3 separate regions of the Homo sapiens genome follow, and regions 2 and 3 are each linked to region 1. Evidence: chromatin loops called from intact Hi-C (ENCODE). Cell type or tissue: PC-3. All regions are shown on one strand. Each heading gives the region's core, and the rest is flanking DNA. Links, peaks and the distances in the headings are about the cores only.

Region 1 (10,393 bases), core at 2,742-7,741:
TAAATAGAATATTTTATTAATAATTATACCCACTAATATACTAAACATCCTTACATATTGAGTATTAGAACATGACAGCCTATTTTGTTTTTTCCAGAGATTATACAATTTTACTTTTATTGTGTCTTTTTTTTTTTTTTTTTTTTTTTTTTGAGACAAGGTCTCACTTTCTCACCCAGGCTGGAGTCCAGTGGCGCAATCATGGCTCACTGCATGCAGACTCAACCTCCCCAGGTCAAGAGATCCTCCCACCTCAGCCTCCTGATAGCTAGTACCAGAGGTACACACCACCATGCCCTGGCTAATTTTCAAATTTTTTGTAGAGAGGGGGCTCTCACTATGTTGCCGAGTTTGGTCTCGAACTGCTGGGCTCAAGTGATCCACTGGCTTCGACCACCCCAAAGTGGTGGGATTACAGGCATGAGCCACTGTGCCTAGCCTATTCTTTCTACAAGGTTGACTGACCCCATAGCCATTGTCTTCATCCAGAGCTAACCAATGTCTCTTTGCATAAGAGATAATACTTTTCATCTAACGGAGATCTAATCTTACCTTTGCTGAGTGACTGAGTAAAACAACTCCAAACATCAAGTAACAATTTATACTACTCCATAACATGTGTTGATAGTTACATTCGATTATAACTGAATCTAAAATTCTCAGAACTACCAAGCCTTAAAGCAAAAAGAAAAAAAAAATAAGTAACTGCAGGAGAAAAAAGAAACAATATTATATTCAGAAGAAAGTAGAAGTATGACTACTGTCCCCACTGTGATTTCCTAAAACTTTACAGCATCTCTTCTCAGTTAAAAAGTACTCTCTACTAAAAATATGAAAAAATTAGCTGGGCATGGTGGCTGGCCCCTGTAATCCCAGCTACTCAGGAGGCTGAGGCATAAGTATCATTTGAAACTGGAAGGTGGAGGTTGCAGTGAGCTGAGATCGCACCACTACACTCCAGCCTGGAACAGAGCGAGACTCCGTCTTAAAAAAAAAAAAAAAAAAAAAAAAGCACTAGCTAAAGTGGCAGTTTTCAATGTATACTATTCTCCTGAATGTATTTTTCTATCTTCTTTGGTTTAGAGACAGTAATTTTGTTTGTTTCTTTTTAAAGGTGCCCTGCTGGGTTGCTTAGAATAAAACCAAAGAGCCTGAAAATTATGTCAAGGCAAAAAGAAACAATATTTCCCATGAGACCATAACTTTGCAGGTTCCCTTTCAAGTCTGAGGGTAACACAAATCTTCCATGCTTTAAAATATATTCACTCAATTTTACACATTTTTATATCTTGGTTACTGTCAGGAAATGTGTTTAAAATTCTAAATTTAAAATTTTTAAATTTTTTTAGTGCACAAGGTAATTAGGAATAATTACGATACCAGAAAATAGTTTTAGAAAACCTCTTACTGAGGCCGTTTCTAAGTCTGGCCCTGGTTCCTGTGTTCCCAGGAAATCTGACAGGCCATTTCACTTAAACATTGTGAGCAATTCACTATTAGTTGCCAAGTCAACAGCCATTTCCGCGTTGCCAGTGGAGCTCTAATTTTTGTTCAGTTATAAGGAAGCATGTACTTCAGAATATGCTAATTAATCATGATAATTCTATTTTCTTTGCCAGTAACTGGTTTAGGAATGTGTGTGTGATAAGAATCTACCAGAGTACTTCTGGGAAACCTTTTCTTGCTCTTAAAAAAGAAGACGGGCGGACAGACAGGCGCGGTGGCTCATGCCTGTAATCCTGGCACTTTGGGAGGCTAGGCTTTTATTTTTTTGAGATGGAGTTTCACTCTTGTTGCCCAGGCTGGAGTGCAATGGTGCAATCTTGGCTCACCATGACCTCCGCCTCCTGGGTTCAAGCGATTCTCCTACCTCAGCCTCCCGAGTAGCTGGGATTACAGGCATGCACTGCCACACCTAATTTTCTATTCTTAGTAGAGACGGGGTTTCTCCCTGTTGGTCAGGCTGGTCTCGAACTCCCGACCTCAGGTGATCTGCCTGCCTCAGTCTCCCAAAGTCCTGGAATTACAGACATGAGCCACCATGCCTGGCCCCTTTTAAAATATTTCTGCTCATTGATGATGCACCCAGTCACCCAAGTGCTCTGATGGAGATGTATAAGGAGATGAATGCTGTTTTCATGGCTGCTAATACAACATTCATTCTGCAACCCCCAAATCAAGAAGTAATTTTGACTTTCAAGTCTTATTATTTAAGAAATATATTTTGCAAGACTATAGCTGCCATAGACCGTGATTCCTCTGATGGATCAGACAAACTAAAATGAAAACCTCCTGCAACGTATTCATCATTCTAGATGCCATTAAGAACATTCGTGATTCATGGGAGGAGGTCAAAACATCAACATTAACAGGAGTTTGGAAGAAGTGAATTCCAGCCCTTGTGGATGACTTTGAGCGCTTCAAGACTTCAGGGAAGAAGTCACTGCAGATGTGGTAGAAATAGCAAGAGAACTAGAATTGGAAGTGGAGCCTGAAGATGGATACTGAAATGTTGCAATCTCATGATAAAACTTGAATGGACAGGGAGTTGCTTCTTATAGATGAGCAAAAAAAGTGGTTTCCTAAGATGGAATGTACTCCTGGTGAAGATGCTGTGAACACTGCTGAAATGACAACAAAGAATTTTGAATATTCCATAAACTTAAGTTGATAAAGTAACAGCATGGTTTGAGAGGACTGACTCCAATTTTCCAAATTCTACTGTGGGTAACATGCTATCAGACAGCATTGCATATTACAGAGAAATTTTTCATGAAAGGAAGGCTCTGACACAGCAAACTTCATTATTGTCTTATTTTAAGAAATTGCCACAGACACTCCAACCTTCAGCAACCAACATCCTGATCAGTCAGTAGCCATCAACACTGAGGCAAGACCCTCCACCAGCAAAATGATTGTAACTTGCTAAAGGCTCAGATGATTGTTAGCATTTTCATCCATAAAGTATTTTTATGGATTAAGGAATATACATTTTTATATACAATGTTATTGTATACAATAGATTACATTAAATTAAGGCATATACATTTTTTATACACAATGTTATTGTATACAATAGATTACAGTGTGATATCACCACAACTTTTATATGCACTGGGGAATATAATCTTCATGTATTTCTCTTTATTGTGATATTCACTTTATTGTGATAGTCTAGAACCAAACCCCCAATATCTCCAAGGTGTGCCTGTATAGGAAAACCAGATTACTATATAAGTGGTTTATGGATAATGAAGGGTAGATTTGTTATACCAATAAAATTGGCCTATCCTTTAAAGCAATTATCTGGTATCAAATTTAGTCAAGGCCAACAAACAAAAAGAATAAGAATCATTCTTGAATTTCTTTGTGCCACAATACACACTGTACGTCTGTTTGAATAAACTGTATTATAACAGAATAAAGATGTTTAGTACTAACAAAGGCTTCAAAGATAATTATCCACACAAAATTGTTTAAAAGCCTACTCAAGCATAATCCTAAGAACATCCTTCAATCTACTTAGAAGAAAATACAGTTAAATTTTTAGAAACTGAAAGAGCATATGTACTTCAGTTCTTTCTTATCCTCATTTGTATGTTTTAGTCCCTAGCTTTATGGTTGAAATCAGTTCGCTCATTTTTCTAAATTCCATGTTGCAAGTCAATCATATTTCCTCTGCCTTCATTGAGCTTACATTATGTCTGAGAAAACATCTTTGAAGAGCTAATTATACAACTTACAATTTAATATAAAATGGTTTAGGGGAGTGTCTTAGTTTGATTGCTACGGCTTTTAACAGAAACCTGAGATTGGGTAATTTATAAAGGAAAGAAACATTAATATGTTTCTCAGTTCTGAAGGCTGGGAAGTCCTAGAGTATGGTGCCAGCTTCTGCTCAGCAACTTCTTGCTGCATTATCCCATGGCAGAAGGCAAACAGCAAGCAAGTGCTTGAGGGGCCAGACTCACTTTATAACAACCCTCTAAGAGATAACTAACCCACTCCTGCATTAATGCACTCATGAAGGTAGAGCCCCATGATCTAATCACCTCTTAAAGGCCTCCACCTCTTATTACTGTTACAATGGCAATTAAATTTCAACATTAGTTTTGGAGGGGACAAACATTCAAACCATAGCAGAAAGAAAGGAGAAAAAGTGGTGGTAAAATAAGTAAGCTCACTCCCACACAGGAAAATTGGTAGACTTTGATAACAAAGGATTTTCCAACAACAGCATAAACTCATAGAACTCATATATGTGAGCAGGGTGCAGTGGCTCACGCCCGTAATCCTAACACTTTGGGAGGCTGAGGTAGGCAGACCACTTGAGTCCAGGAGCTCAAGACCAGCCTGGGCAACATGGCAAAACCCCATCTCTACTAAAAATACAAAAAGGAGCCAGGCGTGGTGGCACATACCTGTAGTCCCAGCTACTTAGGAGGCTGAGGTGGAACGATCACTATGATCATGCCACTCAACTCCAGTCTAGGCGACAGAGTGAGACCACCTCTTAAGAAAAAAAGAAAAAGGAAAATTTTTTTAAACCGTAAATGTCAAGAATGTTTTCCTGCAATTCTCCACTAAATTTCTGGATCTTGCTAAGATTTTCTCTTTGCTCTTTCTACCTGTTGTAGAAGTTTGCTTTCCCCTTCTCTACAAGATAAAAAAAAAAAATCCCTTATGAACATTTTCCCACCCAAGTCAAACCGGAAAGTTTCAGAAAAAAAAAAAAAAAAGGGATAATTTCAAGTATCCAGCTAAACGTCAAAATTTATTTTTCCCCTAGGGCTTCCATCAGGCTTTACTCAACACAGACCTACAGACCTAGAAATCACACCTCTCTCTAGCCTTCCTAAATAAAAAAGCATTAAAGTTATAGGAATGTTTGAAGAAAGTTTTATTTTGTATATGTTATTAAAACTTTGTGTGTACAAAGTGAAACATTTTTATAAATGTTACATTTATACTTTTAAAAACCCACTTGCAACTGATTAGAATACAAAGTAAAATTTTACAGGGAAATGTTATAGATAATGTTTAGATCACTTTTCTAAATTATTGAAAAAGTCCAGTTGCAATCTTATTGAAGTTCTACAGAGGGAGCTAGTATCACAAAGAATAAAGTTATAATACATGAACTTCAAAAAAAGACCTAGTCTGTTGGAAATATCAGATTACCATTCATCAATATGAGCTCACTTTATCCTCTAAAGTTTTACCTTAACAATTAGCCAACTCAAAATAAAACACAGTATTACCTACAAATTGTGACGTATTTCTAGTGAACCATACTAAAACTTATAAAATATAATTTCCATGAAAAATACCTTTAAATACTTTTCAAGTAGGTATGTTCATAATGAACAATATCACTCCTCCAAAGAAGTTTTTTAAAAAAGGTTCCTAAGTCACTGAACTTATACAAAATGGAAAGCAATCAAAAAGATCTAAACAGTTCTATCCTTTTCTTATATAAACCAAGTTACGAAGTCTCTTCCTCATCTGTAAAATGGGAATGATTACAATATCTGCTTCACAGAGTTGCTGTGGGGATTAAATTAGATCACAAAATAATTAAAACAATGCCCTTCTTCCTTGTTCTTTAACATGTATTATTTAATTGTTCAACACTTTCCAAAAAGAAATCAACATAGAGTTTTCAAGGTTAGATTGGCTGCTAATAAATACTAAAAGTTCACTCAAGACCCCCAAGTCTATATCATTCCCAAAAGGTCTGACTCAACCCTTAAGGGGAAATAGTGTTGGCATAACTCTTACATTAAAATCTGCCATAGCTACATTCTCAAAATATTTCTGTTTGTTGTAGACCAAGAAGAAAGAGAATTCATCACACCAGCAGTTTCTCTCTCCATTCTGTTACCCTCAATAAATTTCATCCCATAAATATATCTTGTCAAGTAAATTGCAGTTAAGGATCAATGAACTACACTTTGACTAAAGTGCTCTGAATAAAGTTTCTAGGAAACACCTTATCCTTCCCCCTAAAAATTGACAGGAAAGATCATTATCCTTTTTTGTTATTGTTGAAGAGTTTTATGCTAGAAATTCAGAAGCTATACCCAGAGGGATCACTGAACAGACTAAAAGAGAAGTAGGTAATGAAAGAAATCATTTGTTTAATGGACAATGACAGAAAAGCACTAATCTAAACCCAAAATGATATCGGAGGAACTTAAGTTTGGAAGACTAAGTGATTAAACAAAGTTAAGGTATTAAACTATGTCAAGAAGGAGTACACTTCCCCTAATTTCCTCTCCTATATGGTTTCAGCTTAAGATATGTCACAAGAGAAATTTGCAAAAAATTTAGGGGATGCAATTGAAGCAGTAGCCATTACATTCCAAAGGCAGTCATTGGTTAGAGGCAGGAAGGACAGACACAAAGGTATGGGCAGAACTGTAATCTGTCCTTACTCATCCCCACTCTACCTTACGTCCACAACTACCAGGACCAAGCCTATCACCAGATTTTTCACTAAAGGCCCATAAAGGTGGTAGTTGCAAAGAGCCCACAACACACGAACCTCCTTCACAGTTTCCCTATTAACAGAACACGCAATTCATTAACCTACATCAAAAGGCAGTTTAGCGATTTTTCTCTCACATTTTAGGGACCTTAATATCCCCAGTTTTTCTCATGATTGAATAAGATTTAATTCCTGTAATAAATTTCTTAATATCATAGTGGCATTGAATTCTAACTAATACCCCAAGACTACAGCCTATGGCAAAACTCATACATAAACTAAGTTTCTTCTAATGCTAAGTCCAGGGCACCATATAGTGCTTCATAAGTAGAAGGTAGCAATTTAAATTAATTCTTTAAGGATTTTAAGATTTTACCACCAATAACACACATTTTTCATTCACCTATCGTTCATGAATATAAGACCATGTTTAATCACAAAATTATTCCTTATAGGCCAGACGCGGTGGCTTACGCCTGTAATCTCAGCACTTTGGGAGGGCAAGGCGGGTGGATCACGAGGTCAGGAGTTCGAGACTAGCCTCACCAACACAGTGAAACCCTGCCTCTACTAAAAATAGAAAAATCAGCCGGGTGTGGCGGCGTGCGCCTATAGTCCCAGCTACTTGGGAAGCTGAGGCAGGAGAATGGCGTGAACCCGGGAGGTGGAGCTTGCAGTGAGCTAAGATTGTGCCACTGCACTTCAGCCTGGGTGACAGAGCAAGACTCCGTCTCAAAAAAAAATTTTTTTTTTAAATCCTTATAATGAGTTACCTTCCTTGATGACAGTGTTAATTATTTTCTGTTTGTTTTTTTTTGGGGGGGGGGGGTGCGGGGGGGTTGTTTGTTTGTTTTTTGAGACGGGTTCTCACTCTATTGCCCAGGCTGGAGTGCAGTTGTGCAATCTTTGCTCACTGCAGCCTCAACTTCCTGGGCTCAAGCAATCCTCTCACCTCAGCCTCCTGAGTAGCTGGGACTGCAGGTGAGTGCCACCATGCCCAGCTAATTTTTTTTATACTTTTAGTAGAGACAGGGTTTCGCCACGTTGCCAAGGCTGGTTTCAAACTCCTGAGCTCAACTGATCTACCTGCCTCAGCCTCCCAAAATGCTGGGACTACAGGCGTGAGCTACCACACTCGGCCAATTATTTTCTTTTAAGCAACAAAATATTTAAGCAAATCTTTCCGAAGTTTTATAATCCAGGTATAAAAATTTCATAGAAGTTATGAGATCCTAGAATTTTACAGTAAGATCACAATTAAAAGTTCAGCAAAAGAGGTGAACTCAGATCTCAATTGGTTGAGAATCATTTGTAGATTATGTATAAGCCTGAAATGATCTCAATCAACTCTAGTTTTGGATCCTTACGGAAGTAACCTGACCACCTGACCATATCAGTAAAAGAAAAAAAAAAAGACAAACAAAAAAAAGCAGCAAAGAAATCTAACACAGATTTAGTACTTACTCCTGGAGATGCAGCCTTATAAGCACAAACGGTAACTCTTATTACAATGAACTATTTAAACCTTAGTTTAAAAAGCAATACAGTGAAAAGGTTACCTTACAAGTATTATGACTACATACAAAAATAAACTTTAAAAAAAACTTTTCTTGGCCAGGCATGGTGGCTCACACCTGTAATCCCAGCCCTTTGGGAGGCCAAGGCAGACATATCACTTGAGCCCAGGAGCTCAAGACCAGCCTGGACAACATGGCAAGACCCCATCTCAACAAAAAATACAAAAATTAGCCAGGTGTGGTGGTGCACAGTGGTAGTCCCAGATACTCAGGAGGCTGATGGGAGGATTGCTTAAGCCCACAAGGTCAAGGCTGCAGTGAGTCATGATCACGCCACTGCACTCCAACCTGGGCAACAGAGTTAGATCTTGTCTCAAAAAAAAAACAAAAAAAAAACTTTTCTTACATGAGAGGCATTTATAGCTCAGGATAAAATTTCCAGCGAAAATATCATACATAGAAAGAGGCTGATGTGTTCTAGAGAAAAGGGCTCCAATGATGACAAAGTTGCTAATGATGAAGATTCTGAATAAGACTGTTCAAAGAAATGGGAAGGAAAAAGAAAAAACTAATTCTATTTAATATGTGGTTGTAAAATGTATACATTTGACTTACTTCATGAGCACACCTAAGAGCTTTTGTATCAAGCTGACCAAATAGCTTTGTGTTGCATCCTCTCCTTAGAAGAATGTAAAGTGCCTTGTATTTGGAAGTAATTAATTCTTTTCAACTCACTCAATATTGGTTATAGGTCTGAAGTGATTTCCAAAACCAAAACACAATACTGTGAAACTGATTTAATTAACTAATGAGTTCTCTGTGATCCGTTACCAAGTCTTGCAATGGATATTAATCCCTTTAAAAAAAAAAATTACTGGCGGCCAGGCGCGGTGGCTCACGCCTATAATCCCAGCACTTTGGGAGGCTGAGGCAGGCGGATCACCTGAGGTCAGGAGTTTGAGACCAGCCTGACCAATATGGTGAAACCCTGTCTCTACTAAAAATATAAAAATTAGCCAGACGTGGTGGCAGGCACCTGTAGTCCCAGCTACTCAGGAGGCTGAGGCAGGGGAATCACTTGAACCTGGGAGGCGGAGATTGCAGTGAGCCAAGATCGCGCCACTGTACTCCAGCCTGGCAACAGAGTGAGACTCCGTCTCAAAAAAAAAAAAAAAAGTTACTGGCTGGGTGCAGTAGATCATGCCTGTAATCATAACACTTTGGGAGCAGAGGCAGGAGGACTGCTTGAGGTCAGGAGTTTGAGACCAACCTGAGCAACATAAGGAGACCTCATCTCTAAAAACAAGACTGTAGTGAGCCATGATCATGCAACTGTTTTCTAGCCTGGGTGACAAAGCGAGACCCTGTTTCAAAAAAAAAAAAAAGACTATATACTTAGAGAACTGCTTGGTGTGACAAAAACAGCACTTAAATGGGACTCAGGAGACTTGGTTTCTGGTCTAGTACTGTCCTTAAGTAGCAATGTAAACTATAGCAAGTCATTTTATCAATGTTACTCTCACCTTATTCATGATAAAATACGGATATTGGTTCAAGGGTTCATTTCTAGAATCAAAATACTATAATTTTAAAGATACAAAAAAAACCGGGCCCTGAGAATAGGATCATAAAAATGTTTATGATATTTTTAAAACTGTACCTTATTTATGAACACTAAAAAAAAATAAGCATTTAACCTTGCTGTCGGTCCTAGCTTATTTCAATTTTGACTTTTTGCTTCACAGGATTTTTTTCTATTAGCTTTACAGATATCCAGTTCTTAGCTCATTCTTACCAAAAAAAAAAAAAAAAAAGATTCTTTTAACAGGGTCTCATTCTGTCACCCAGGCTGGAGCACAGTGGCACGGATCATAGCTCACTGCAGCCTGGACCTCCTGGTCTCAAGCAATCCTCCCACCTCAGTCTCCCAAGTAGCTGGGACTACAGGCAGGCACCACCACATCCGGCTACTTTTGTTAACTTTTTGTAGAGACAAGAGTCTCACTATATTGTCCAGGCTGGTCTCCAACTCGTAGACTCAAGCAATCCTCCTGCCTCAGCCTCCCAAAGTGCTGGGATTATAGGCACAAGCCCAGTCTATGATCTTGATGATTTCAAAGAACTGCTAAGTCACAGCATTAACAATTAATTTAAGAGCATACCAGACCGGGCGCGGTGGCTCACGCCCGTAATCCCAGCACTTTGGGAGGCCAAGACGGGCAGATCACGAGGTCAGGAGATCAAGACCATCCTGGCTAACACGGCAAAACCCTTTCTCTACTAGGAATACAAAAAATTAGCCGGGCGTGGTGGTGGGCGCCTGTAGTCCCAGCTACTCTGGAGGCTGAGGCAGGAGAATGGCGTGAACCCAGGAGGCGGAGCTTGC
Region 2 (10,393 bases), core at 5,394-10,393, 120 kb after region 1:
CCTCAGGCTTCCAAATAGCTGGGACTACAGGCATGAGCCACCACACCCAGCTAATTTTTGTATTTTTAGTAGAGACGAGGTTTCACCATGTTGGCCAGGCTGGTCTTGAACTCCTCACCTCAGCCTCCCAAAGTACTGAGATTACAGGTGTGAGCCACCGCGCCCAGCCCTAGCTAATTTTTGTAGAGACGAGGTTTCATCATGTTGGCCAGGCTGGTCTCAAACTCCTGACCTCAGGTGATCCCCTCCCAACCCTGGTCTCGGCCTCCCAAAGTGCTGGGATTACAGGCATGAGCCACCACGCCTGGCCAATTTTGTGAAATAATATTTTCAATCCTCAGCTGGTCAAATTCAAGGATGCAGAACTGTGGCTACAGAGAGCCAACTCTGTAGTACCTTATTGTGGAGTTAAAGGCAGGGTAGGATACTCTGGACAGAGGTTTTCAGGATACCTCTGGAGCTCTCCCCACACCATTAATTGTGTTTGTGCTTTTGTATCTTTCTCTGTTTCTCTTTTTAGTCTAGTGGCAATACCAGTGTATGTGAAACATAGTATCAGCTTTAAGGAGAACAGTTCTTGCGGCAGATTTGATATAACAATTGGACCAAAGCAGAATATGGGGAAAACTATTGAAGGAATTACAGTGACAGTTCACATGCCAAAAGTTGTGCTGAACATGAACCTGACACCCACACAAGGCAGCTATACATTTGATCCAGTCACCAAGGTACAGCCACTTCAAATCAAGAGTGAGCAAGTGTTTCTGCAATCTATTTTGTGATTTGTGGGGAGGAATGGAGGGAAAGGTTTGGCACCTTGTTTAAAACTAAAGTTCGTATCAAAACCTAGAGAGCATACTGTGCTGTGCTTCTGCCACTGGCTGCAGAAGGAATCCTGCAGCTGCTACTGAGTAGATGAACAGAAAAATGTGTCATTCTGTCCTTTTTCAGAGTGTGCCTTCACTCATCCATTATTAATCCAGAGCCTGACTCTGCTATCTAATAAGAAAGAAGTAAAAGCTTTTTTAAAAAGAGAAAACATTATGTAGATTGAAGAAGATATTATGATGGTCTATGAATTACTAAGTTTTCTATATAAATTGATCACTAAGACCTTTTTCTTCCTTTATAATTTAAAAGCATTATTTCATACTCTTTCACAGGGCTAGGAAAGTTGCTTCCTCACTCTACTTAAATTTTTGTGTAACAGAGGGTTTTCAGAGAAACTGTAGCAGATGATTTTCTCTCAGCTTCCTGATTAGCTGGTAAATATGATTGTTTTCAATAGCAGAGTCATTGAGCTACCTGATAAATGAAAAGACATGTTTTTTGAATAACATCATAGAATGTTAAAGATTATTTAATACAGTTGTAAGGATTCAAAGAACCTCCTCCTGGAGACCACACAGGGCTGAGAAAGGGAGCTTCAGATTCCTGGCCCTTTACCACAGCTTCAACTATGACAGCTTTGCTTTCTTTCTCATCTGCTGTTGAGCCTTCACACCGAAGATTTCATTTGAACAATGGGTTTCACAGCTAAAAGTTTTAAAAACACCATCTTAAGTCAATCTAATTATTTTACAGAAAAATAAACAGAGGCTGGGCGCAGTGGCTTACGCCTGTAATCCCAGCACTTTGGGAGGCCGAGGTGGGTGGATCACCTGAGGTCAGGAGTTCGAGACCAGCCTGACCAACATGGAGAAACCCCATCTCTACTAAAACTACAAAATTAGCTGGGCATGGTGGCGCATGCCTGTATCCCAGCTGCTTGGGAGGCTGAGGCAGGAGCATCGCTTGAACCTGGGAGGCAGAGTTTGTGGTGAGCCAAGATTGCACCATTGCACTCCATCCTAGGCAACAAGAGTGAAACTCTGTCTCAAAAAAAAAAGAAAAAGAAACAGGCCCAGAGAAAAGTGAAGATGGTTATGATGGAGAACATTTGAAATCAGAGGGCCTTAGGTTCAAATCCCAGCCTTACCTCTGACTAACTATGTGACCTTGAGCGAGTCATTTGATCTCTGAGCCTTAATGTCCTCTGAGCTTTAATTTCCTCATTTGTAAATAGAAGACAAAAGCTACTTCACAGCCCTCAATGAGACAACATATGAATAATGCTAAGCACGGTGCTAATACAAAAGAAAATGCTCAACAAATGTAGATTCTCTGCTCTCACTCCCCATTCAAAGTCACAGAATTAATCAGAGGTAAACTCACTGTAGATGCCAGATCTCTTGTTTTCAAGAGACTGCACTTCAGTTTGTACAGAAGTTTATGATATCTTTGAACTTTGTTTTTGAGGGTTTGTCTTTAATAAATGGTTCTATTTGTTTTTCATTTTTTGTCTTTTTAAGGTACTAACATGGGATGTGGGAAAAATTACTCCACAAAAGCTCCCAAGTCTTAAAGGACTGGTAAATTTACAGTCTGGAGCCCCCAAACCAGAAGAGAATCCGAGCCTCAACATACAGTTTAAGATCCAGCAGCTTGCTATTTCAGGTAAGGATAAGGTTGACTTGTAGTTAAGGGTAATTGAGTTTTGCAAGCTCATTTATTAGGCATTTAGAAGAGTAACAAAAGTTTCCTTCTCTAGAAAGAGCAGTAGCCCATTTGCCTTTTATACTGTGCTTGGTGGGGCAGTCTCACAGGCACCGACCAAATGATTTTTCAGAGCACCTTATTTCAAACAGCTTCCCCTCACCTCCGCCCTCATTTAAGCACCAAAAAGAGAGTTATTCATATTCACAGAAAGTAGAATTATACTTCACAGACATTCCCTGCCTGTGTGGGAATCTTAACCAAAACCATACCATCAAAGTGCAATAATTTGTAAATGATAGAAGAGACATTTCTTCCAAATGGTGGAAGGGACACTGGTTAATGTCAGATTTACCATATAGCGCTCATTGCTAACATTATATTGGTTGGGATGATGATAATTTATTCTTTTTCATTCTTTTTGATACAGGCTTAAAAGTAAACCGTTTGGACATGTATGGGGAGAAATATAAGCCATTTAAAGGAGTCAAATACGTCACGAAAGCTGGAAAGTTCCAAGTGAGGACATGAGAAGAGGCCAAAATTCCTCAGGACCAGTTTGTTTTCCAAGTGTCATTACGATGTATCACTATTAGGTACCAAGTGAGTGGGAATACATATTCTAGTTAAAGCATTTGTGTCTAGCTACACACCGCTAACAAAGTTACTTAGTTATCAATGTAGGATTCTTAAGGAGCTTTAAGCTAAGGAAACCTTTTAGTGACTTAGCTTATTTTGTATCTTTTCACTTAGGAAGATTTTGGAGGTGATTTTTTTCCATAGGAGGATACCATCTGGCGGCTGCACATTGTAACAGTAAAGGCAGAAAGCTGTAGTGATAACCTCTCTCCTAAAAGAGTTAACTGGTCTCATCCAGCAGAAGCTATCTTAAATCTGTGATGTGTCAGGTGCAGCCAAATATCACACCTTCTGATCTTAGCCATCCCAAACCAGTATCTGTCCCGAGAGGAAATTCCCCCCACCCCCAGAAGTTTACAGAAAACTGCCTCTTCAAGTGTTTGCCTTATTCAGCTTTTCACTTGTGCCATTAAGCAAGCACTGTAGCAAAAGCCACTTCCACATGGCCCTGGCAGGGAGCACTGCTGCTCCATGCTCCATTCTCACTGTACTTGGTATTGTATTTTTTATAAATAAGATTTTTATGTAAAGCTTAGAATTTGATTTACAGGGACCTTGCTGCAGTAAATACCATCTCAATTTTGTGCCACTGGTTCAGCTGTTAGCACAGTAAAAAAATCATTTGTATCAAAGGGGCAAATGCTTTATTAAGGTAGTAAAAGGGAACATTACTTCTGCTTTTAGGAAGTTACTGCAAGCACAAGCATTTGTGCTTTTAAGCAAATTAAAGTAGTAAAAGAAAAACTTAAGTGAAACCTTTGCCATCTTCATGTTTTATAATATAAAGCTTACCCAACACCAGTTAAGCCATGGTTAACCTAAATGCCTCATGCCCCAGTTCAGCAAAAGGAGGAAAATGTGCCTGCCTCACAGTCATCAGTCTTTTTAAATCTTTTTTGTTGTTGTTCTTAAGGGTTTGAATTTGTCTGCATTCCTTGTCTTTAGGGGAAATTCCCTTTTCATATTGTGTGCTTCCCAAAGCTATAGTCATAGATTTCTTCCAGAAACTATTGTCATAATTGTCACTGGAGTGCTTAAATATACGTACTATACTGACAAAATACATGGAAGTGAGTTATAATGAGGCAGAAACAAAATCCTCGGTAACATTGATGATACTCTACCGATCACCGTGGTTTTGGAAAGTCAGTCAACAGTTGTATTATTGCACTCAATTTCATTGTGACATTTTATTTAACTTCTTCATCTTGGTGGTCCTTGCCCAGTTATTTTGCCTCATTAGACATCAAGAAATGGAGAAAGACTGAAAGTTAATATCTTAAGTGCTTGTTCTTCATGTTTCCTTCTTGTTATTTATGCTATTCTCTTTGTGGCTCCATTCTTCTTTCAATCTTCTCAGCTTATAACCGTCTTTCCCTTATGCTAAGGATAGCCCTTACACTCATCCCATCTATGCTGTCAAGGGCTGCTGGTTGGTGCTGGTACAAGGAGCCCACTCAGCAGTTTTCTTACCTTTGCCTGCCCTGCCTTTCATGGAATAAGAAAGGCAACGTTTTGCAGCTTCCAAATTTCTGAAGAAACTAATCTCAGATTGGCAGTTAAAGTCAAAATGTTGCCAAATATTTATTCCTTTTGCCTAAGTTTGGCTACCCGGTTCAATTGCTTTTTATTTTTAATGTCTTGACTCTTCAGAGTTCGTACCTCAAAAGAACAATGAGAACATTTGCTTTGCTTTCTGCTGAATCCCTAATCTCAACAATCTATACCTGGACTGTCCAGTTCTCCTCCTGTGCTATCTTCTCTTCTATCCAAGTAGAATGTACGCCAGGAGCTCCTTCCCTCTAGCAATTTCTACTAAAATGTCCAAGTAGAATGTTTCCTTTTACAATCAAATTACTGTATTTATTAATTTGCTAGAATCCAGTAAATCATTTTGGTAGCTCTGGCTGTGCTATCAATAAAAAGATGAAAGCAACAAGTTGATTTTTTTTAGGTCTACTATTGATTGAACATTCTCCAATGGGCAAGGCTCATTGTCAAAGCAGGGTGAACATGATCAGATTTTCTTCTGCATCATCACACAAGCTGCGAGTGTTGCTGCAAAGCACTTCTCAGTACTCCTTCCCTAACCTCAGTATGTTAATAGCCATTCATACTTGGCTTAAGCATCACCATTCTGGCCACAGTCTGAGAGATTAGTGATCAAAGCTCCCTTCCCTATCACTACCACCACCTACTGATAACAAAGATTTCTGAATACTTAGTAGTAGTAAAATATTTTTCAAGCACAGAGTTACAGCTAATCCTGGATCACTTGTTCTAAATTCATAAGGGAGTATATCAAGAGCAAATGAAGTAAATGATTCTTTCCTGCGTGTGGGAGTCACCATCATTTTATTCAAAGGGAGTTCCTGTGATAGGTTCATTCCTTAAGTGGTGCTACAGAAGGACCCTAGGAAAATGCTGATCTTGTCCTGAGAGGCAACTGATTTGAGAAAATGATTATACTACAGCAGGAAGGCAGCACCAGTGAACATATGGTAAATGGCAAAAACAAGACAGTTTTAGAAACTGCTAATTCAGTAGCAGCCTTGGCCTTTCCCTTAACTCAAGCAGGCTGGAATCTGTCTTTATAGTCGGCAACTTTCCAAGATAAAGCAGTGATAATAGCAGTTGGCAACACTAAATATCAATATCATCACCCTTTAATGACATGTTACCCCTTTCAGATCTAGAAAATCAGGGAAAAAGTGATGTCCCAACTCTACTCTAAAAACCTGCTCCTACTATTTTAGTCAGTGTTTCTTTAAGGAAGAAGAGGACTATGTCCCCAAAAGCTAACTCTGTTTTATAGCCCTGGTGGATCCCTGAAAACCCTATTTATTCTATACTGGGCTTTGGAATATGAAAAATGGACCTGTGTGGCCGGGCGTGGTGGATCACACCTGTAATCCCAGCACTTTGGGAGGTCAAGGTGGGCGGATCACTTGAGGTCAGGAGTTCGAGACCAGCCTGGCCAACATGGTGAAACTCCATCTCTACTAAAAATACAAAAATTAGCCAGGCATGGTGGCGCACACCTGTAATCCCAGCTACATGGGAGGCTGAGGCAGGAGAATTGCTTGAACCCGGGAGGCAGAGGTTGCAGTGAGCTGAGATTGCACCACTGCACTGCAGCCTGGGCAACAGAGCAAGTCTCTGTCTTGCAGCAGGGGGAAGGACCTGTGGTACTCCTACAAACTTAACAACTTTAGCTTTTCGGGGAACAGTGGTGGTCTCCACAGATAGCTAGAATCTTCTAAGATGAAAATAAACTGTTTCATCCAGCTGCTTTCTGCCTGTTAACCTTTGCCACTTCCATTCCTTCAAGTGTGTAATCCCCAGGGTTGTCTTGTATTACACACATCCTTGTTAAGTAAATATACCACTGTTGATTTCTTCTTCCAGTGCAACATTTGGATTAAATAAAAATCTTTAGTTTCCAGATCTTGAGGATTAGTTTCATTGACTATTCATCAAAACAAAGGAGAAACCTGACCTAAAAGTTCTTGCTAAAGTAACATATCCATCATTTAAAGCATTTTTTATACAAATGCATTTTATTGTTTTAAACAGAACAAAAGAAGAGGCAGAAAATATTTGCATATAACAAATCCTAGCTTATAAATGTAGTTTTTTAGCGGTGATGTCTCTAATCATCATTCAGGGATTTTTTTTTTTTTTTTTTTTAATTTGCTTCACTGTGTCTCGAGCACTGATATTGGAGAAAAGCACATCCGGCATAAAGTGTAAACCAGTGTCTCAAACCACTGGAAGAACCGGGAGAGCAAACATGATTTTTCTTATTTCCTCTAAGTAATCTTTCTTTAGTAAAACAACAAGTGATCTTTGGCATAGATTCATACTTTAAAGGCATTAATATTGCATTTATATCAGGCAAGCAACTATACAAATATGCTGAGGGCCTTGAAAATAATCATCCTCATTATAAAGGAAATAGTGAAAGCCTGAGTGTAAAGGACCAACTTAAGTTGTACACATTCGATGTTGGGAACTAACACACAGCGATGGGTGGGAAGGAAGGATGTTCAGGCAAGGTTCTTACTCCTTTACTCATCTGGTTCTGGCTTTGGGAAAAAATAAGGTTTCATGTGCTGGGAAATACTTAGCAGTAATAAGTACCAAAAAGGAAACACTGCCCTCTCATTTTGCCTAGTAGGAACTTACTGTGGTGATAAGAAATATGAAACCCATTACTCTCTTGAACCCCATACTTGGGAGTAGATGCAGAGAGCTTGGTTGTAGTTGGTTGCAGGGAGGTAGGAATTACAGGAGTAGTATTTCCCATTGATTCATCTTCAGCAGCACTAGAATTCTAGTCTGCAAATACCACTCTCCCTTAGGCAGGAAGTGTCCTTCAGACAGGGCTGCCTTGCCATTAAACACTCTTAGGGGACAAGCACTCCTCTTTCTTAGGACTGAATTTAAAAAGGATCTTTTAGAGTTACAGATGAACAAACACCTACATGTCTTTAAAATCTTGTTTAGAAAGGATGTGGAGGAAGGCTACAAAAACCAGGATAGGAGACATGTTTTGGTTAAAATTAAAATGCAGCATTTCAGCTCAAAATGAACAATTAAGAGCTAAGAATGAATGATAAGGCCTCAGCACAGACCTCTGCAGGCAGTGACTAAGCATGGAGTGCCGGGAGTGGCCCTGCTGGGAAGATGGCAGGGCCACACCCTGGCTACTCTGCCCTTCCAGTGGCAGAGAGCACCAGGACACAGTGTGTTCATGGGATGGCTACCTTGGCGGGCTGAGGCAGGATATGGGACGGGAAGTTTCCCTAGCACAGACATTGCTCAGGGGCATGGTAAAAGCAGAATCATATGATTCTGTGATTTCTTCCTGACAGTGAAGTACAGTTTTATATTGTGGGAAACTAGAAGGATTAAACTGAGGAAGGGCAGGAAATGAATCCAGGCCCCCATATGCTGGGGCTCCACAGAGGCCACCTTCCCCTGTAGCAGCAAAGCTCACTTCTGAAAAGGACCCAGGTAGCACAGCCCAGGGAAGGAAGGTATGGTTGGCAGCAACATGGAAAGCTCAAAACAATTTTGGGAGGCACAGCAATTTTCTTCTTAGTAACTGATTTGCCTGGGCCCTGGGTCTTGGGATTCTGGAAGAGTGAATGGGAGCCAAGGAAAGAGAAACAGAGGGAAGTGTCCCCTAGGGAACAAGGGCAGAGCAGAGTGTCTGGCTAGTGTTCACTTGGATTCTGAGCTTATGTGAAGTCCATGGGCTAGAAACCCAGTCTGCCTATTGGGATAGAGGGTGCACAAGTGTAACTGTGTTTGAGAATACAGGCTTTATACAGAAACACATTTCAAAGTGTCCATGAAAAAAGAGTATAAATGTCTTCTAATTTGAAGAGGCCCCCATTCCTTTCTGATGTGCCAGGCCAGGATGTGATTTTTCAGCTCCCAGCAACTCTGGGCAGCTCCTGGGACTCAGATCATTTTCCTTCTTTTTAGTAGAGGTTTCTGTGCCAGCCAGGCTCAGCCAGGTGCCTACTGGTACCAGGGAGTCTTTCTAACCCAGCGCAGTGTAAATCCAGCATCTGTTCGAATTTTGATTGAAGCAGCTTCAGCTTCCCGCACAGTCTCCTTCACAGACTGCATGAGGTTCTGGGCATTGTGAACCAGCATCTCTGTGGCCTGCAAGGAAAAAGGTACTTTCCGTTACCCAGGGTCCCTGATGCAGGCCTGTCTCTAAAATAGGTTTCAGCCAGGAGTGGGATGCAGCTAACCCCACTGGTACCTGGCATCCCCCATATTTGCTTGCATCACTAGGGGTTTTCCCAGATCACCAAAAAGAACCCAAAACTGGCCATCGCTGATTGTATACTGTGGCTTCAGATAGCTTACAGCATGTCCTCTTTCTTGGTCTTCAAACATGCTTCTCCCTCAGGACTTGCTGTTTCCTGTACCTGGACTGCTCTTTCCCCAGGGATCCCAGGGATCCCCTCACCTTCAGATCTTTGCTCACTTGTCACCTTGGTGAGGATTTCCCTGCTCATTCTTTTTTTGAGATGGGGTCTTTCTCTTTCATCCAGGCTGGAGTGCAGTGGTGTGATCTCGGCCACTGCAGCCTCTGCCCCCTGGGCTCAAGGATCCTCCTGCCTCAGCCTTTGAGCAGCTGGGACAATAGGTACATGCTGCCACATCTGGGTAATTTTTTAATTTTTTGTACAGATGGGGTTCCGCCATGTTGCCCAGGTTGGACTCGTACTCCTGGGCTCAAGTGATCTGCCCACCTCAGCCTCCCAAAGTGCTAAGACTACATACAGTAGGCGTGAGCCACCGCGCTTGGCCTTATTTTTTCCATTGAACCTATCATCACGAACTGATACACTACGTATTTTACCTAGGTTGTTTGGGAGTTTTGAGGGTTTTTTCTGTCTTCATACTAACATTTAAGTTATACAGAGTAGATTTTTGTCAATTTTGTGCACTGTCATACCCCCAGTATTTAGGATGGTGCCTGGCACACAGGAGGTATTTCATAAATATTTAATTAATGAATTTTAAAAACAACCAAATGAACAAACCAAGCAACCAACCACTTTAAACCCATGAAAATCTAAATACGTTAATCTTTCAAACAAACGCACAAACTTATAAGACTGAAATCACATTGGTACTCTACCATAGAAAGTCAAGGAAGGATCTTGGCAATTCATCAGCTCAGTAATTCTTGGCTATTTTTAAGTCATACATCATTTGAGGATTTAATGAAGGCGGTGAATTCTCCCCCAGAAAAAATGCACACCTGCATAAAATTTGTACACTCAGTTTCACAGGCTCTGATAAGTGTAACTGTGGGCTGGAATTCCTCATCAGTTGTTCTTTTCACTTGGTCAGCAAAGGGACTCAGGCCCAGAGACATTCATAGAGTGAGAATTAGGACTCAGGATTTCTGACTTATAGTCCTATGGGTTTTGTTTTTTGTTGTTGTTTATTTTATTTTATTTTATTATTATTTTTTTTTTTTGAGACGGAGTTTCACTCTTGTTAACTAGGCTGGAGTGCAATGGCACGATCTCGGCTCACTGCAATTTCCGCCTCCCAGGTTCAAGCGATTCTCCTGCCTCAGCCTCCCAAACAGTCCTGTGTTTTTTCCATTCTACCATACTGTCAATTTCTACCCTTTTTAAAACTGGAATATTTAATGGAACATAATAGATATTCTCAAGGC
Region 3 (10,393 bases), core at 5,331-10,330, 57 kb after region 1:
TACTTCCAACTACCATTATTTCCCTGCTCTCCTTTACAGCAAAACACTACCAGTGCTCTATCAAATAGTAAGTTCCCCAAACTAGGTAAAATTATTCATTTTAAATTCAATTGCAGAAAGGCACATGTGTGACATGACTAACACTTATATAACAATTTTCAACTTAAAATGCATTTTTTGGTATGTCACCTCTTTAATATCTTCAAAACACCCATGTAGGATAGGTATCGCTATTATCTCTTTTTAACGGATGAGGAAACAAGAGGTTCCTCAAGGTTATGTAACCTCCCAAAAGTAAGATAACAAATAATCCCTAATTTCAAATCATGTGCATTACTATTTAATATACATTTGTACACTCAGAACTCTCCATACAATAAAAATGTCTGACCAATGAAAAACATCCAAATGTACCCAAAATAGGCCAAAATTCCATTATCTTATGGTCCTAGTTCAAATAACATTTCAACAAACAAAACCTAGTACAACAAAATGATTGTAATGCATATGTAGGTGACCAGATAATTTATTATCCAAATGGGACACTTTTGAGAGTAAATGAGACACATTTATGTGTCTATTAATAATTGTGTCAGGATAGCCGGGGACAATGGCTCATGCCTATAATCCCAGCACTTTAGGTGGCTGAGGCGGGAGGATCACTTGACCAAGAGTTTGAGGCCAGGAGGTTCAAGACCAGCCTGGGCAACATGGCAAGACCCCATCTTTACCCACCCCCCTGACACACACACACACACACACACACACACACACACACACACACAAAATATAGCCAGGCATGGTGGTGTGTGTTTATAGTCCCAGCCTCTCTGGAGGGCTGAGGTGGGAGGATCACTTGAGCCCAGGATTTCAAGGTTACAGTGAGCCATGATTGCACTACTGCACTCCAGCTGGGCAGCAGAGCAAGACCCTGTGTCTACAAAAGAAAAAATAATAATAAATAATAATGTCAGGATAACAGGCATGATCCAGAATTGTCCTGGGCAAACTGGAACATATGGTCATCCTGTTCATAACCTAGCTTTGCCATTTAAAAAATAAAAATCTCTGCCGGGCACAGTGGCTCACACCTGTAGTCCCAGCATTTTGGGAGGCCAAGGTGGGTGGATCACCTGAGGTCAGGAGTTCAAGACCAGCCTTGCCAACATTGTGAAACCCCGTCTCTACTAAAAATACAAAAATTGGCAGGGCGTGGTGGTGGGCACCTGTAATCCCAGCTACTCGGGAGGCTGAGGCAGGGAGAATTGCTTGAATCCGGGAGGCGGAGGTTGCGGTGAGCTGAGATTGTGCCACTGCACTCCAGCCTGGGTGACAGAGCGAGACTCTGTCTCGAATAAAATAAAAATAAAATAAAATAATCTCAGACCAGAATGCCAGCTAAAAAAGTAAAAAGTAAAAAATAAAAATGTTTATTTATGTTTTATCACAGTATTTTATTTTATTAGTAGTATATTTCATGGCCAGGCGTGGTGGCTTGTGCCTATAATCCCAGCACTTTGGGAGGCCGAGGTGGGTGGGTAAGCTGAGGCTGGGTTCGAGACCAGCCTGACCAACATGGAGAAACCCCATCTCTACTAAAAATGCAAAATCAGCCAGGTGTGGTGGCACACGCTTGTAATCCCAGCTACTAGGGAGGCTGTGTCAGGTGAATTGCTTGAACCTGGGAAGTGGAGGTTGCGGTGAGCCAAGATGGCGCCACTGCACTCCAGCCTGGGCAGCAAGAGCAAAACTCCATCTCAAAAAAAAAAAAATAGTATATTTCATTACAGGATCAAGGGATCCTCCTGACTCAGCTTCTGAAGTAGCTGGGACTACAGGCACAATACCATCATACCCTGCAAATTTTCGTATTTTTTGTAGAGACGGGGTTTTATCATATTGCCCAGGCTGGCCTTGAACTCCTGGCCTCAAAGTGATCCTCCCACCTCGGCCTCCCGGAGTGCTGAGATTATAGGCATGTGCCACCGTGCCCAGCAACAGTATTTTTTAAATAACAATTTAAAACCAAGGATGTGGCTGGGCACAGCGGCTCATGCCTGTAATCCCAGCATTTTGGGAGGCCCAGCACTTTGTGAGGTCAAAGCAGGTGGATCACTTGAGCTCAGGAGTTCAAAGCCAGCCTGGACAATATGGTTAAACCCCATCTCTACAAAAAATACAAAGGTGGGACTACAGGACTACAGGTGGGACTGTAGGGACTACAAGTGGGACTACTCCCAGCTGCTCAGGAGGCTGAGGTGGTAGGATCACTTAAGCCCAGAGGTTGACGTTGCAGTGAACTGTGTTCATGCCACCACACTCCAGCAAGGGCAACAGGGCAAGACCGTGCCTCAAAAAATAAAAATAATAAAATAAAACCAAGGAGGTATGAAGAGGTAGGGAGACGTGACTGTTAACCAATATTGCAGGAAAGGGTTAACATTCAAACAGTCTAGAAAATCACTTTGGTTCAAGTTTTATCTTTGACAGTTCTGCTTAACGTAGCAATATTGTGGCTGGAAAGATTTGGAGTTAGAAAACCTTGTACGCTTTTTTCAAACAAAGGTGACCTATTCATAAATAGGAGCATTAACAGCTGACAACGTTGCACATAAAAGATTCCTGGCCGGCACGGTAGCTCATGCCTGTGAGCACTTTGGGAGGCCAAGGCAGGAGAATCACCTGAGGTCAGAAGTTCGAGGCCAGCCTGACCAATACGATGAAACCCCATCTCTACTAAAAATACAAAAATTAGCCGGGCATGGTGGCATGTGCCTGTAATTCCAGCTACTCAGGAGGCTGAGAGAGGATAATTGCTTGAACCCGGGAGGCGGAGGTTGCAGTGAGCAGATATTGTGCCATTGCACTCCAGCCTGGGCAATAAGAGTATAACTGTGTCTCAAAAATAAATAAATAAATAAATAAATAAATAAATAAAAAGATTTCTGTTTTACTTCTTCAAAATATTCCATAAATGAAACAATTTTAGTTTAAAAGCTCACTTACCTCTCTAAAAACATCCCACAGCATAAAAAAAATTGTGCAGTAATGTGAATTTACAATTCGTATTTTAAAAACACAGGTAAAAATGAGTTTGAAAACTTTAAGGCTCTAAAGAAACCAACTCAACAAAGACAGTTTCAATCTTAGCCAGATTTTAGTCTCCATATGAATGTTCTGAGTGGCTTGGCAGATTCTATTGGACATACCTCAAAAAGTTTCGAGTGTTAGAAGGAAAATACCCCACGACCCCACCCACTGCCCACATAAATTTTCCAATGTAGGCTTAACCCACAAAAGTGGGTTCCAGAATCATCATGTAGGGCACAGTGATGTCCAGAGTCCCAGAATAGTTTTAGACCAAACCTGACCTATCTGGGCAGACCAAAGAATAGGGCTCATTAGCTCTACAACAAATATTCCCCAACTCCATTTCCTAGTCTTCCCTGGCGCAAACCCAAGCTGTAAGCGATGCCCAAAACCAGACTAGACACTGATGTTAGGAAAACAAGGCAATATTCAGAGGGGAATTTTGAAATAGTGTTGCTCAGTGAAAAATACATAAATTAGGAGTCAGAAGGTCTAAATTCTATCTTAGGCTCTACCACTAGGTCTAAGTAGGACATTTCACTTTACTTTGGACACAAGATCCAGTATAGAAAAGGAAAAAAAGTAAAATGCTAAGATCCTCTTTGAATCCTGACATTCTGCATCTTCCTCTGTCTCCTGAACTTAACTCAGGCGCCAACTTAACTATTGGGCCAATTTAAAATGACAAAAGCATCAATTTATCAAATATGTTCTATCATTTCCCAAATGAAGACCAGTAGGAATCTGATATACATAACAAAGGATATAAGTTGTTCCCCAAGGATATCTGGTTTCAGAGGCTGTAAATTTAGACTCTTAATCAGTAATTAAGTAGAATAGAATACAAATGATGAAATACTAACTCCAGCCAAATTCAAAGATCTTAAGTTAAAAAAAAAGAAAAGTTTTCATTTAAAATTATTATTTAGGAATTCCTAAAGAGACCCCCCCCAAAAAAAAATCATTATTTAGGAATTCCTCAGAGTTGAATGCTATACTAGAAAGGGAACTGAACAAGGTATCTAGAGATCTCATATCTAGTTCAAGATATGTAACTGTGTGAACTTGAACATGTCACACTATCTCTGGGCTTTAATTCAACTGTAAAATGAGAAAATTAGATAGGTAAATTTGTTTCCTGTCTAAAAATTTAAGATTTAAACATTTTTTTCCTCAGATGACACCATTCTCTAGAGGGCTCAAAGTGCTTTTATTCTATTTTTAAAATGCTTTAAAATTTAAAAGCACTTTTACACTTATCCAACAACACTGGTAGGATGCATATTAGTATCTCTGCTACTGAGTTATTTCATTAAACAAATGTCCAGAATAGAAAAGAGAAATGGGGCTGGGGGCGGTGGCTCACGCCTGTAATCCCAGCACTTTGGGAGGCCGAAGTGGGGGGATCACGACGTCAGGAATTCAAGACTAGCATGGCCAGCCGGGCACGGTTGCTCACGCCTGTAATCCCAGTACTTTGGGAGGCTGAGGCGGGCAGATCATGAGGTCAGGAGATCGAGACCATCCTGGCTAACACGGTGAAACCCCGTCTCTACTAAAAATACAAAAAATTAGCTGGGCGTGGTGGCGGGCGCCTGTAGTCCCAGCTACTAGAGAGGCTGAGGCAGGAGAATGGCATGAACCCAGGAGGCGGAGCTTCAAGTGAGCCGGATCGCACCACTGCACTCCAGCCTGGGTGACAGAGCGAGACTCCGTCTCAAAAAAAAAAAAAAAAAAAAAGACTAGCCTGGCCAACATGATGAAACTCCGTCTCTACCAAAAATAGAAAAAAATTAGCTGGGCGTGAGGCAGGCGTCTGTAAACCCAGCTACTCGGGAGGCTGAGGCAGGAGAATGGCTTCAACCCAGGAGGTGGAGGTTGCAATGAGCCGAGATCGCGCCACTGCACTCCAGCCTGGGCGACAGAGCAAGACACTGTCTCAAAATAATAATTAATAATAACAATAATAATAATAATAATAATAATAAAAAGAAAAGAGAAATGGAAGCTCAGTAACTCAGAAAAGGCCCTCAGTGGGGCCCAAGATATTCTGACCATTGGTCCTCATTGATTTCCAATCCTGTATTCTTTCATAGCCATTGCTATGAAAAGAGTCACATACTACTATATTTAGCAACAATTAAGGGTGGTATAAAACAAGAACATTGGACACAAAGTCAGAGTTGGATATCTTGTAATCATTCAGCTTATCAGTAAAAGGGGGTCAATAATACCTACCTTTTAGGCTACTGTTAGACTGAGCACAAAATGGGAATGTTAACAGAAAGGGGTCCCGATCTAGACCCCAAGAGGGTTCTTAGACATCATGCAAGAAAGAATTCAAGGCAAGTCCATAAAGTGAAAGCAAGTTTATTAGAGAAATAAAGAAACAAAAGGATGACGATTCCAAAGACAGAGCACGGGTATGGGCTGCTCAACTAAGTATCTTGTTATTTCTTGATTGTATGCTAAACAAGGGGTGGATTAATCATGAGTTTTCCAGGAAAGGAAGAAATCAGTTCTGATATCTCAGAACTGAAGGTCTCTCACCTTTTTAGACTATATAGGGTAAGGTCTGAACGTTGCCATGGCATTTGTAAACTGTCAATGGCACTGGTGGGAGTGTATTTTAGCATGCTAATACATTATAATTAGTGTATAATAAGCAGTGAGGATGACCAGAAGTCACTCTCATCACCATCTTGGTTTTGGTGAGTTTTTGCTGGCTTCTTTACTGCATCCTGTTGTAGGGTCTTTGTGACCTGTATCTTCTGACTATCTCCTATCTCATCCTGTGACTAAGAATGCCTAACCTCCTAGGAATGCACCCTGGTAGGTCTCAGCCTTATTTTACCCAGACCCTATTCAAGATGGAGTCGCTCTGGCTCAAATGCCTCTGATAGGAACATGTCTGACATCATTATTGCAAAAACTAAAGATATGACATAATTGTATTAAATGTAGTGTTCACCAGGAAATGGCTGGTATCTGTAGGATGACCAACTCATTCAAAACTATCACCATACAGAGTCACTTCACTTTCAATGGCCTCCCTGCACTTCCCAACACCCAGTAGTTGTGTTCTCTTGGCTAACCCTGCCTACTTCTAAACCCCAGTTATCAAGTTCGTTGCAGGATAAGAAGAAAGCAAAAGAGTTACTATAGTTGTCTCTCATGATACTTTACAATTTCTGTCCACAGAAACAGCTTTTTCAGGAAGTTTAAATAGTATATTGTTTCTACAAAGGCACCATGCAGAGCACTAAATCATGGAAATCTGGATTCAATTCCTAATTTTGCCGCTGATTTTGCACAAGGCACTCAACTTTTGTCTCAGTTTCCTCAGGTGTAAAATGTAATAGCTGGTTTAAATAACATCTAAAAGAGCTTTCTCGAGCCATGTTACCATAGTTCAAGATTATGTAAAATACAGACTGACATCTGAAGAAACAAGCATAAATAAATTTTATTATCAGTTATCCATCCTTTCAAAACATGTCAAGTAAGGCTGGTGTCAACCTTTACATCAGTCTTTTAAAAAAAACTATCAACCCCTACAGTAAAAGATACATCCTGCTGTCACTTATTAAACAGCAGAAGCTTTAGATTTGGATGTTTCTCCAATGAGGCACGGTCAGGAAGATGATAGTCAATTAAAACTGAATCCACATAACAACTGATTCTTAACACAGAAAGTATTTGACCCCTACACCTAATTAGTAGCATTCTGTGATAATAAGAGTGGGAATGGGAAGAAGGGGAATTAACTCTGGGTATAATAGCCTAATTCTAATTCATCCTAAAATACTGTTAGCTTTAAAAGCTAGATTTATATGCCCCAATATAATTTACTGTGAAATCCTTCCATGTGGGTCTCCATGTTTCAGCACCTGAATCTCCTTCTGCATAATGAGATAAGTACTTTGTCTATGTTAGTACAGAATGAAGCAATTTAGACCAGTAGCGGTGGCTCACTCCTGTAATCCCAACACTTTGGGAGGCTAAGGCAGGTGGATCACTTGAGGTCAGGAGTTCGAGACCAGCCTGGCCAATATGGTGAAACCCCCATCTCTACTAAAACTACAAAATTAGCTGGGTGTGGTGGCTGGCGCCTATAATTCCAGCTACTTGGATGGCTGAGGCAGGAGAATCGTTTGAACCCGGGAGGCGGAGATTGCAGTGAGCAGAGAGCGCGCCATTGCACTCCAGCCTGGGCAACAAGAGCGAAACTCTGTCTCAAAAAAAAAAAAATATATATATATATATATATATAATTATGCAATTTAAGAGACAGACTATGTCCGAGTTCAGCACAGTTAGATCTTACTGAGGGTTAGGTTCCCAAGCTGTCTCTTAAACACAATGTAGTAAAAATTGGCATTGAGAAGCCCTCAAATCACCAGGACGGGTGGAGCCTGGAAAGCTCATAGACCAAAAATGAGCTTATTTTATTTCTCTTCACATTTTTGTGCTGGGGCCTCCCTTTCTCTGGGACAACAAAGCCCAAGTTCTGCTTTTAAAAAGGCCAGTCAGAACACTGGGTATATAAGGCAATTTATCTCTTTTTATAAATAGTTGAACTAGCGTAAATTAAACATTCAGTCAAGGCTACTGGGAGAAAGTGGACAAGCCCATTATCCTGTCCTCATTAACAAAAAAAGAACCTTCCAAACTGGAAGAGCAATTGGGGGAAAGTCTCCAGTTTCATGGATTTCGCTACATGCCCAGTATCTCTCAACTCATTTCACTTGTGACTCTGAGATAAAAGGAGTAAAGAAACAAGATGGTACCTTCGGGAACCAGGGTCCTAATTCCAGTCATGAGCAAACATTTTAGAGACACACAATTTCACAACTTGAGGGCAATATACCTGCATCAGAGAAGGGCCAACTTTGCAGGTCTGCTCCCGGCCAACAATGAAGTTCTGTCAGAGGGCATGACACGCAGGCATGACACACACTGTGCACGCCACGCTCCCTCCGGCCCTGGGCCGCCCCCGGGGGCGCGGGTGGGGCACATTTTTCATGGGAAATCCACTACACACCCAAGAACGCTTGCAACCCTGGAATTTGGGCGAGGGTCACCTCGACCAAGCAGCGACACACAGAACTCCGCAATGTGCCACAGACCCGAAAACTTCTGAGGAAAGCAGAAATGCCCAAATGAAAAGTGCGGAGGGAACCCCCAACACGAGGGGGACCAGAGGCGGAGGCAGGCTCCAGACCACCCGCGAGAAGGAGCGACAGTGCTCACGCGCTCGGGAGGCTAACGCCCAGCTCGGAGCAGTCAAGGCAGCCGCCCGCTCGTTACCTGACTGACGTCATGGCTTCGCCCTCCTGCCCAGCGCCACGGCGCCCGCGTCCGATGCTCTACGTCCGCTCGGGCAGCAGCAGGTACCACAGCAACTGCTTCCCGGCTCAGGCACTCAGCGACTGGGAGCGCGTCCTCACACACCCCGCGCGCGGGCGGCCCCTGGCTAGCCGGCCCGGCGTGCTGATTGGAGGGAAGGCGGGCGCTCCGCCCCGTGCGAAGGGCTGGAGATCGTCCCCAGACGCCGTGGGCCACCGCGTGTCTCGTGCCAGCTCACTGGCGCGCGGGCTAGCGAGATGACTAGCGGGCGCGGTGGCCATCTTGAGTCCTAGTAACAGCGTCCCGTCACCCCGCAGTTTACAGGGCGAGAGATTGGGTGCCCGCCCCAAAAATGGCCGCGCCTCTGGCAACCGGTTTAGCAGTCACGTGGCCACTGTCTACCTCGGCAAGCTCAGCTCCCTGTAACAGCACTTAGGAAAGAGGCGCTGTCAGGGCAGGTCTTCGGGAGTGGGATTTAACAGCCTGCAAAATCCATCTGCAAAGGTGGGGGGAAAAAAAGCAACAGCCTGGGAAGCCTCAGCCTAGGAAAATATAAAATGCCTGGCAACGGCAGCACGACGTACTAATTCCAGTCCGCAGCCTTTGAGAGTCAATTGCTGGATCTGATGGTCCCAAACGTTCCTGAACTTCAGAAACACTTAGAGCAGCTTATTTAATATGGAAAGTGTCACTTTATGTATCCGAATCTAGAAAGGTAGGCCTGGACATCGGTATTTTTAGCAAGTTACCAGGTGAATCAGGTACAGACATAAAATTTTACAACCTCTGGGCCCCACTCAAGGCTATCCTATTTGACACAATTACCTCACTTTCCAAAGAAGCATGCGGGCTATAAAAAAAAAAGAATCTAAGACCATAGAGGGGAAAAGTGGATGGCACCCTAACTCCTGGCTCTAATCTTACAGTTTAATGCAGTTGAAGAGTTAAGAAATTGTGAACCAATAAAAGGAAAATTAACTCCAACTATGAAAAGGGGGGAATCAGTAAATGCTTTATGATCCAAATTGCTTTTATTCCTTTATTCTCTGTGCAATAATTTTTTTAATTTTCATTTTTTTATTTTTGTAGAGACAGGGTCTCACTATGTTGCCCAGGCTGGTCTTGAACTCCTAGCCTCAAGCAACCCTCCCACCTTGGCCTCCCAAAGCACTGGGAATATAGGTGTGAACGACTGGGCCCTGTTCTACAATGTTATTAATAGACTACAATATCCTGTGGCATTAACTTACTGACCATCTAGGATGGTGATCAATTTCATATGTCTGAAATCAGTTATATCAGAAGCAACCAATACCATCCGATATTGAAATGTGGCTGATGGGACTGAAGAACTTAATTTTTAATTTATTTAATTTTAATTCATTTAAATTTTATAACTGAAGCAATATATTTTTCCACTAAACACAATTGTATTGTTTTAGTTGGACTACATTTCACTTTTTTTTTTTTTTTGAGCTGGAGTCTTGTTCTGTCGCCCAGGTTGGAGTGCAGTGGTGCGATCTCCAACCTCTGCCTCCTGGGTTCAAGCGATTCTTGTGCCTCAGGCTCCCGAGTAGCTGGGACTACAGGCATGCGCCACCGTACCTGGCTAAATTTTTTTGTATTTTTGGTAGAAACGGAGTTTCACCATGTTGGCCAGGCTGGTCTCAAACTCCTGGCCTCAAGCGATCTGCCCGCCTCAGCCTTCCAGGCGTGAGCCAACACTCCTGGCCTCTTTTTTACCTTTTTTAATGTGGCTACTAGAAAATTTAAAATTACAGGAATCTTGCATTATATTTCTACAGAACAGTGCTGCTCTAGTCTAAGTTAGCTTTACCTATCACTGTCCCTGTGATAGAATAATTAAGTTCACAAAATGAAATTAGTAAGGAAGCCAGTTTATACAAATCTGTTTTCTTGCTAGCCATAAAACACATCAAATATTCCAGAAGAT

What was found. A loop is a pair of places that touch in the nucleus more often than their neighbours do. Peaks named below come from ENCODE experiments on the same cell type or tissue, not always from the same donor. Only the 100,000 strongest peaks of a DNase experiment are listed, where the experiment ranks them.
Region 2: it touches region 1 in a loop (5-fold over the local background); 21 of 110 quality-filtered maps call a loop at or near these places.
Region 3: a loop joins it to region 1, with 3 times the contacts of the local background. A loop is called at or near these places in 12 of 110 quality-filtered maps.

The regions. Positions count from the first base shown.
Region 1 is chr10:74,229,475-74,239,867 of GRCh38, reverse strand. The region is part of intron 3 of ADK (adenosine kinase); the gene reads right to left. It overlaps LOC124902456 (a long non-coding RNA gene), which reads right to left and starts at 9,802. Exons shown (of 2, transcript XR_007062198.1): 1 at 1-9,802. In PC-3, for the core only: CTCF peaks have their summits at 4,880 and 5,102; a DNase peak (open chromatin) is centred at 5,108.
Region 2 is chr10:74,116,483-74,126,875 of GRCh38, reverse strand. VCL (vinculin) reads right to left here. Exons shown (of 22, transcript NM_014000.3): 22 at 6,707-8,853. The coding sequence ends at 8,707. It overlaps AP3M1 (adaptor related protein complex 3 subunit mu 1), which reads left to right. Exons shown (of 9, transcript NM_012095.6): 7 at 521-728; 8 at 2,352-2,496; 9 at 2,966-6,621. The coding sequence ends at 3,066. Among named protein-coding and RNA genes, the nearest start is that of AP3M1, 29 kb to the left of the region's middle. In PC-3, for the core only: a CTCF peak has its summit at 7,759; DNase peaks (open chromatin) are centred at 7,565 and 7,855; H3K27ac peaks cover 1,811 bases.
Region 3 is chr10:74,174,894-74,185,286 of GRCh38, reverse strand. All of the region lies in intron 1 of ADK (adenosine kinase), which reads right to left. Among named protein-coding and RNA genes, the nearest start is that of ADK, 29 kb to the right of the region's middle. RefSeq lists enhancers at 8,665-8,784, 8,539-9,485. In PC-3, for the core only: a CTCF peak has its summit at 8,168; DNase peaks (open chromatin) are centred at 5,886, 8,046 and 8,626; H3K4me3 peaks cover 4,264 bases; H3K27ac peaks cover 2,554 bases.